Linked DNA regions of Homo sapiens: all the other regions are linked to region 3. Evidence: chromatin contacts called from ENCODE Hi-C data. All regions are on one chromosome and are shown on one strand. The core of a region is the stretch at or near the end of the contact, and the rest is flanking DNA. Distances in the headings are between cores, read along the strand shown.

Evidence for each region. Hi-C counts contacts between places; a loop is a spot of excess contacts on that map. Pooled maps may share reads with other maps.
Region 1: a loop to region 3 is called in a pooled map, with 6 times the contacts of the local background. The contact joins the promoter of SMARCD2 here to the enhancer-like site in region 3. A Hi-C loop is called at or near these places in 2 of 37 single-sample maps with no recorded cell type and 9 of 50 pooled maps.
Region 2: a map with no recorded cell type shows a loop between it and region 3 (7-fold over the local background). The contact joins two enhancer-like sites. A Hi-C loop is called at or near these places in 3 of 37 single-sample maps with no recorded cell type and 4 of 50 pooled maps.

What each region holds. Positions count from the first base shown.
Region 1 is chr17:63,841,299-63,844,103 of GRCh38, forward strand. SMARCD2 (SWI/SNF related BAF chromatin remodeling complex subunit D2) reads right to left here and starts at 1,387. Exons shown (of 13, transcript NM_001098426.2): 1 at 1,161-1,387. The coding sequence starts at 1,376. RefSeq lists an enhancer at 310-389 and silencers at 1,110-1,339, 1,710-1,879.
Region 2 is chr17:66,710,614-66,713,454 of GRCh38, forward strand. The region is part of intron 8 of PRKCA (protein kinase C alpha); the gene reads left to right. Among named protein-coding and RNA genes, the nearest start is that of MIR634, 75 kb to the right of the region's middle. Within about 2 kb of position 1,423, at least 9 of the 41 ENCODE cell types and tissues checked have a DNase peak (open chromatin) inside an H3K27ac peak, as active enhancers do.
Region 3 is chr17:64,983,820-64,986,631 of GRCh38, forward strand. No RefSeq gene overlaps it. Among named protein-coding and RNA genes, the nearest start is that of LRRC37A3, 66 kb to the left of the region's middle. RefSeq lists enhancers at 1,087-1,366, 1,984-2,283, 2,564-2,613. Within about 2 kb of position 1,537, at least 28 of the 41 ENCODE cell types and tissues checked have a DNase peak (open chromatin) inside an H3K27ac peak, as active enhancers do.

The sequences.
Region 1 (2,805 bases), core at 137-2,636, 1.1 Mb before region 3:
GAAGTGAGGGCCCAGTGGGGCAGGTAGGCTGTGTATACTCCACGAGGATCCCTAAGGACCTCTGCCTGGAGACATGAGTCGAAAACAGAGGAAGCCCACAGCAAACCCGTAGATGAGCAAGAAGCCAGTGTCAAATGCTTGGGCACATGGCTTCGGACGTGGTGGAGTTAGAACCTGAAGGCCAAATAAAAATGCAGAGAGGGTGACAAGGCAGATGGGCACAGTTTCCAAGCCCTCTGGGGCAACCTGAACAGCAGACTAGAGCACTGGCAGGGTCAGGCTGAGGTCCTCACACACTGAGCAGAAGTCGCTGCTTTGCAAGGGCTTTTGAAGCTGCAATCTGAGCAGCTCTCAAAACCCCAAAGGGGTCAGGACAGCACTCTTTGAAGCAACTCTCGCAGACTCCTCCGGCCCCAGACCAGCAGGGCTCCACTCTGCACGTCCAGACTAATCAACTCCCGGACACGATGACAGGAGGCAGAAAGCCCAGAAGAGAGCCGGCCTGTGACTGGGCTGGGCCTCCCCTCAGGCCAGGCCACCACCGTCTCTGGTCTAAGCTGGAGTCCTCCCAGCGAAGGCGCCTGGCCCTGCCTCAGGAGTAAAGTCCGCCCGTGCACAAGCTGGAATCCCCTGGCCCTAGCCTCAGCGTCCCGTGCCCGTGGGAAGCCAGGCTCCTTCCTCCTTATTAGCAGCCGGGAGCCATCTCAGACACGCTAGAGCTCCGCCAGTTCCCAATCAGAAAAAACAGGGCAGACTTGGACTGGGACCAAGGCCGATGCAGGGTAACCCCGGTTTCTCAGCGAGGGCCCTTTCCCAAACTTTCTCATCACTTTCCAGCCCTCCTACCCTAGACTTCTCAACCCACCCGCCACAATTCACTGGCTCCCCAAACTCCTCCATCTCCCAGTCACTCGGAATCCCTGTGCCGCGGAAGCCCCCAGGCCTCCCAGCTGCTTCCAGCCCTCCGCTGCAGAACCTGCTTCCCCTTCCCACTTCTCCACCGCGACCCGCCGCAGCCCGAGGGTCCCGGCCCGCCCTCCACCGTCTCCCGGAGTTCCTCATGCATTCCCCAGGGCCCTCACTCGAGGCCCCTTCAGCCGCCGGCCCGGGCGCCCTCGCAGCGCCTCTCGCCCCCGTCCGCTCGCGTCCTCCTTGCTCACCTGGTACTGCGCCGCGGGGCCCGCGGGGCCCATGGGGCGGAAGGCGGCGGCCCCGGGGCCCCCCACGCCTCCTGCCGGACCCGGTCCCCGGAGCGCCGGTCCGGGCAGCATGCCGGGTCCCGCGGGGGGAGGCGGCGCTCCCAGGGCCGCAGCCACGGCGCCGCCGCCAGGGCTTAGCGGGGGCAGCGGGAACCCGCCCGCGCCTCGGCCCGACATCGCTCCGTCCCGTCCCGCGGTGCCGCGATCCGGACTCCGGGCTCCGCGTCGAGTCCACTCCGTGCTCTGTGCTCCGCGATCCGGGACTTGGCGATCTTAATTCCGGGTTCCGGGATTTGTCGATCCGGGCTCCGGGATTTCCTAATCCAAGTTCGCGAGTTCCTCACAGACCCGGTTCGGGACAGATTCCGCTCCTGCCCGGGAGATTCCGGATCCAGGATCTGCTGCGGGCCCGCCTTCCGTCCCCGGCCTCCGGAGGTTTGGCCGCCCGAGTCGAGTTACCCAGAGGCGGCTACGAACTCCCTGCCCCGCCCAACCCAGCCCAGCACTAGGCCCCGCCTCTACCTGGTGCCCAATGCTCGAGTGCCTCCTCGAATCCTGCCCCTCGCGAGACCCGCCCCCAGCGGGCACCGCCCCTAACTGCCGACCTCAGAGCCCCACCCCCCCACCTTTGGCCCAGCCTTTCGTCGGAGGGGCGGGAGCGGAAGCTGCGCGCGGAAGCGCCGAGTGAGGCGCGGGGTCAGAGGTCTAAGGTCACTTAGGGGCTTCACAGTGAATGAGCCGTTGCTACTACTCTCTCCCGGTATAGCACCCTCACCGAATTCCGCGGCCACACTCCCCGAAAATAGTTTTGTCAAGTCTCCTTTCTGCATCTTCGGCGTTAAAGACTCAACTCAGAGTCGGTAGCTGTGGCTCACGCCTGTAATCCCAGCGCTTTGGGAGGCTGAGGCGGGCGGATCCCCTGAGGTCAGAAGTTCGAGACCAGCCTGGCCAACATGGTGAAAACCCCGTCTCTACTAAAAATACAAAAATTAGCCGAGTGTGGTGACGGGCGCCTGTAATCCAAGCTACTCGGCAGGCTGAGGCAGGAGAATCGCTTGAACCTTGGAGGCAGAGGTTGCAATGAGCCGAGATCGCCCCACTGCACTCCAGCCTGGGCGGCAAGAGTGAAACTCATCAAAAAAAAAAAAAAAAAAAAAAAAGACTCAGCTGCTCTGTGGGGCAGAACAGCAGCCAACTCAACTTCCTGTAAAAGCTCATGCTGGTAGCTCGGAACTGCCAAGGGACCTAGGAGGCTCCAGACTTGACCCAGCTGGTGAACGGTCGACTTGGCCAAGGCTGAGTTCTACCGCACATTTTTAACGTGGCTCCGCCTCACTTTAAGGAAGCCTGGTACTTTACTCCCCAGAAAATGCTTCTAGTCAAAAGAAATTTGGCTTATGAGAAACCTCCCCGCAGTTTAAAAAAAGAGGTCTTTCTCCAGTATTTATAGCACTTAATTTTCAAAAATGCAGTATCTTTTCAGGTACACTGTGCTGTATCAAAGTATTCAAAAATGCGTCAGCTGTGCCAGGGAGCCTACCCTCTGATGGTCTGGATCTCCTCGCCGTGATATGGACCAGTGCTGCTTAAACTTTAATGAGCACAT
Region 2 (2,841 bases), core at 173-2,672, 1.7 Mb after region 3:
ACTTGTGTCTTAGTCTGTGTGCTCCCTTCCAAGCAGCCACGGCCCTCCCATGAAAAAAAATGCCATGTCTTAATCACCCAGAGAATAGACCAGTCTCCCCTCCTCTTCAGATTAGGTTAGTTTAAAATTTTACCTGCTGGGCACGGTGGCTCACACCTGTAATCCCAGCACTTTGGGAGGCCGAGGCAGGTGGATCACCCGAGGTCAGGAGTTCAAGACCAGCCTGCCCAACATGGTGAAACCCCGTCTCTACCAAAAAACAAAAAAAAAAATACAAAAATTAGCCAGTCATGATGGCAGGTGCCCGTAATCCCAGCTACTCGGGAGGCTGAGGTAGGAGAATCACTTGAACCCGGGAGGCGGAGGTTGCAGTGAGCCGAGATCGCACCATTGCACTCCAGTCTGGGTGACAGAGTAAGACTCCATCTCAAAAATAAATAAATAAAATAAATAAATAAATAAATAAAATTTTACCAAGCAAATATCAAAACCTCCTATCAGTGATTAAAGTTCAAGTCTGTATTGAAAGCATCCATCCAATGAACAGAAAGAGTGCATCTTTAAATGGACAGCTCATTTTCCTTTCTTTCTGTTAATATCTTTCAATCACATATGAGTTAAGATTCATTTTAAGTTTTATAGGCATACATCTGCATTAGCATGCAATCAGTATGGTGTATTTACACTACATGAGTGTGTTCATATGGATGATGTAGTGTAATATATCATAGGCTGAAATCCTGTAATTGTTCTGATGTTCTTAATGCCTGACTTAATCCTTCTCACTCTTATTTCATTTTTTCTCATTTTTTAATGTTTTCCCAACTCAATCGTTGCAATCTAATCAACCATTCTATCCCCAAACTATGGAGGGGAATTTTGCAACTTGCATGTAAATGGTTTTAAAAACCTGGTCTATTATTGTCATTTCTGATAGCGCCACTCTCTTCTGGGAAGCTGGTTAGGGCCACACACCAGCTGTGCTCTCAGCGTATTGCCTGTGTTCGTAATTAAAATCAGCCCAAGATTGTCGCAGTGCTTTTATGTTCGCATTAGATCAAACTGGAAAATTTAAACCCTCAAATGCTCGGGTGGAGGATTTGCAAGGGGAGAAACCCTACTCCCCGACCCCAAGCTGGAATCCACATCTAATGCTCTCTCAAAAACACTGTCCTAAAGACAGCATCTAATAAATAATGTTTTTAGAGTTTCTCATCTCTAGAACTTGTATCTCACCCTGCAGATGTGCCTGTTAGAGGAACCACAGGAGATTTGTGACCTAGAGATACTGGAAATGAGAAAGAAAAAAAATATTCCTTGAGGTTTCCTAAGTCTTGCAGAGTGTGGTAAATACTGTGTGTGAAAACTGCCTTTCAAGGCTTCTGTTGTTACTGCCCCCCCTCCACCCCGCCCTTGTCTGTGTTTGAAAACCCTGTCCCATGATTCAATGCAGGGTGTTGACTTTGGATACACATCTCCAGAGGCTGGCCACACCTGAATACACTGAGCCTCTGTGCAACTTCTTCCTGTGGAGTAAAACCCTCCAGCATTCTCAGAGGAAAGAGGCACCTCTTGATCACTCCAGGAGGTGGAAACAGTTCCTGTTTAAAAACCAAGTAAACCCCTCTCATTGCACCCCCTGCTACTTCAGAGGAACACCTCCATTCTGATGGAAGGAACTCGTACTTGGGTCCTGGAACCCTATTTGGGACCCAAACCTCTCCCACTTGTGTGGCCTGACGTGCCTGAGTGCTGTTTGTGTCCTTTTTATTATGTTGAAAACTTTGTTATTCCAAAGAAACATCTGAATCACAGAGCTTAGTTTCCCAGCATGTCGGAAAGCTGGGTGCTGGTGTAAAAAACTCAGATGTGGCTGAAAAGGGAAGTAATGAGAGGGGAGAAAAATAAGAAGAAAGAGTTAGGGTGAGGCTTTCACCTCCCTGGGTTCTTGCCTGGCTCCTCCTAGCTCTAATGAAGGGCTGTCCCTGTCCCCTTCTCCTTAAAGACTGTCCCTCTTCTCCCACCTGCTGGGCAACGTGGCTGTCACCTCGTCATTCCAAGAAGGCAGCAGGGTGTGGCGAGGAAGTGCCACACTGCCTGGGTTCAAGGGTTCAAATCCCAGCTCCAATATTTCATAGCTGTATAGCCTGGAGCCATGCAGCTCATCTCTCTTGCCTCAGTTTCTCCAAGTCTAAAATGGAAATGGTAAAAGGACCAACCTCCTAGGGATGTTGGGAGGATTAAATGAGTAAGTATGGAAGGTGCCTAGAACAGTGCCTGGCTAGATTTGTGTTTGCTGCAGTCATTACTCAGCCTTTTCTCTGCCTTCCATCCCCAGGAATTATGAATTACAGAGTTTTCCCTAATGGAGGTGTCACTGTGCATTGCTGGTTTCCAAGAAGCCATTGCCAAGTTAAAGTGAACCCTTTGTTGTCCTTTTTTTTTTTTTTTTTTTTGAGATGGAGTCTCACTCTGTTGCCCAGGCTGGAGCGCAATGGTGCAATCTTGGCTCATTGCAACCTCCACCTCCCGGGTTCAAGCAATTCTCCTGCCTCAGTCTACCGAGTAGCTGGGACTACAGGCACGCGCCACCATGCCCGGCCAATTTTTTTACTTTTTGTAAAGAAGGGGTTTCACCATATTCACCAGGCTGGTCTTGAAGTCCTGACCTTGTGATCTGCCTGCCTCGGCCTCCCAAAGTACTGGGATTACAGTCGTGAGCCACCGCATCCGACCTCATTGTGCTTTCTAAACCACTCCCGGGCCCCAGTTGGGAGACCCCGGTTGTACATTAGGTACAAATAACCCATCAGATAGGAATCTGCTCCCCGTACCCCACCC
Region 3 (2,812 bases), core at 287-2,786:
ATGGAACCCTTATGAATAGTATTAGTGCCTTTATAAAAGAGACCCAAGGGAGTCAGCTCACCCCTTCCTCCACGTGAGGCCACTGCAAGAAGACACTATCTCTGAACCAGAAAGCAGGCCCTCCCCAGACACCAAATCAGCACCTTGATCTTGGATTCCAGTCCCTAGAACCATGAGAAATAAATTTCTTTGTTTATAAACCACCCAGTGTATCATATTTTGTTACGGCATCCTGAAAGTCTAAAATACATCCTATTTCATGGATAAAATGCCTTTTCTTATTTCTCTATAGATAGTAACTATACTACTTTTGAAGATTTGTTCTGTTGTTTCCTCTGTTTTGGTCTTTTTGTTTCATGTTAGAACTTTCCATAAACATCTGGTAATCTTTGGCTATCTGTTAAGATTTCATTATGAGGCACAAAAAACTGGTGGGGGGTTCTGTGTGCATGAATGTGGCTTATTCTCAGAGGCAATCTGGCAGATAATCAGCTTATTCACTGAGGGGATTCTCCCCAGTGTCTGAACTTGAAAGTTTCTTCTCTGCGACCATTGCATTTTTTTTCCAGAGTAGGATCATTTCCTAACTGACTGCCAGTGTTCTGGAAGCAGGTGCAGTGAAGAGCCTAAGAGTCCTACTAATGTGTGTGTGAATTCCGAATCCTTAGTCACCGTGTTCATCCCTAACCCATACTGCCACAAGGACTCTCAAGTCTCACAACTAATTCATTTTAACATGAGAAGATATTAAGAGGGTTAAGAGGTTCTCCATGATTCACCTACTAGTGTGAATTCATATCTTCTCCTTTTGCTTTTCCCCTGGCCCTTAGCTGATATCAACTGCTCTGAGGAAATGGAAGTCTGATTGGTCAGGAAGCAGGAATAGTGGGTAATTTGGGGTCCCAGACCCCCCTTAGCAGGCAAGCAGCCCAGAGGTGGGTAAAGCACTTTAGGAAAGGGTGCTGCAATCCAGGGACTACGGCCCTGGACCTGGACGCCAAAAGGGAGTTGAGAAAGTAGAAAAGAAAACTACTTATGCTTAAATTGTGCTCAGAGCCAGGTCTCTATGCAAAGGAGCAGCAGGTGACCTGATTTCTCCCTCCTGCACTGCAGAGAACCTGCCCTCAAAGACCCAGAGCTCAGCTTCAGTAGAAGTTGAACAGCACTGTGCGAGCGAACCTGAGAACCCAGTCACCCTGAGAAAAACGGTTTCTAGGAGAAAACACATTCTTTGATCCAAACAACCAACTTACAAATGATCTTTTGGACCACGTCCTGCCTGCAAACTGAGGCTCAATTCACCTTTAATGGGCCAGCTCTGGCAGTGCCAAGGGAGAGAGGCCATTAGCAGAAATGAAAAAAGCAAGAAATCTTTTAGTCCATTAGGTTAAAAGAAGATTTTTCATGCTTTATTATTTATGATTTGCGACTTCAGTTACTGTTTCCTGGAACAAATGTTATGATTCAACTTCTATTTACTGAAGCAAATAGATGCTTATCAGCAGTCATGCTACAAATCACAAAGCAGTCAGTAAGGCCTTTGGGGCTGTGGCCTCTTTTGCAATTCTTTGATGTCTTGTCAGGCAACTTATTTTCTGTGCCTTAGAGAGTTTCCAAAAGCTACCACAATCTGATGTGTGTGTGTGTGTGTGTGTGTGTGTGTATACATTTGTGTGTGTATATCTACATGCACTCTTTCTGTCTCTCTTTCTCTCTCTCTCTATATATGGCATATAAATACAGTAAATTCAAAGAATTGAGCAAAAGCAGATTTTGGTTTTTACTTTAAGAATATCATTTCACTTCCTGAAAAATTAGGAATTAGGAGTCCTAAGAATACCACATAGCATTTAGGAAGACTTGAGTGGGAGCTAAGAAAGTTCGAATGAGGGGAGGAAGAAAGTCCCTGGTCAGCCCGGTATAGTGACTCAAGCCTGTAAACCCAGCACTTTAGAAGGCTGAGGTGGGAGGATTGTTTGAGCTCAGGAGTTTGAGATCAGCCTGGGCAACCTAGCAAGACTCTGATCTCTATTAAAAAAAAGAAAGAAAAGAAAGCCTGGGCAGTGGCCTCAGTGAACCCTCGAGGATGCTGTGATCCTCTTGGTGACGTCCCCAGCCTCTGCTTCAGGATGACAGCATGGTCTCCTGCACCATAGCTCGGTCTGAAATTTTCGGTTTTTCTTTCAAGTTCCCCTTTTTCAGTCTTCAAGGGGGATGGAGGAGGTGGCCTGAATAAGACATAAATGAAAGAGGAAGTGTCTCAGCACCAACCAAACGTAAAACAGCGACAGCGACCCACTTAGCTTGTGACCTCTACGGAAATACTGAAGACGTCCTCTGTGTCCTTTTAGACTTTCTGGGGGAGGGGACAGCTGCTGCCCAGAAGCAAGCAGCTTCCTTTTGGCCAGGTCAGTGCAGGGAACCAACAAAGACAGGGACCTGTGGCCAGAAGAAGCACAGCCACAGCAGGTATCTGATTGGACTGAGCCAGGAAAGGCCTTCTTGCCCTTAGGGACCCCTCAAAGCTTCTTTCCCACAAGCTGGAAACTGCTTGGCTCACTGCTGTCCTAAATGCAGGTGCCAGCCGAGGGGGTTACCCTAGGACCGTGAGCCATTAACAGCTTGTCTCAAATACGCTTCTCCAAGGCAGTCAGCGACTCCCCACTGAACACCTGTGGGTTCCTGCTGGTGCTAACTTAGGCACAGGGCTAGCAGGTCCCTCCCCTGTAGCAGATGATGAGAGCAAGTGTGGTGCAGGAGGAACTGGAAAGAGAGCATCGTCAGAGGCGACACTTGCGTGGATTAAAACCAT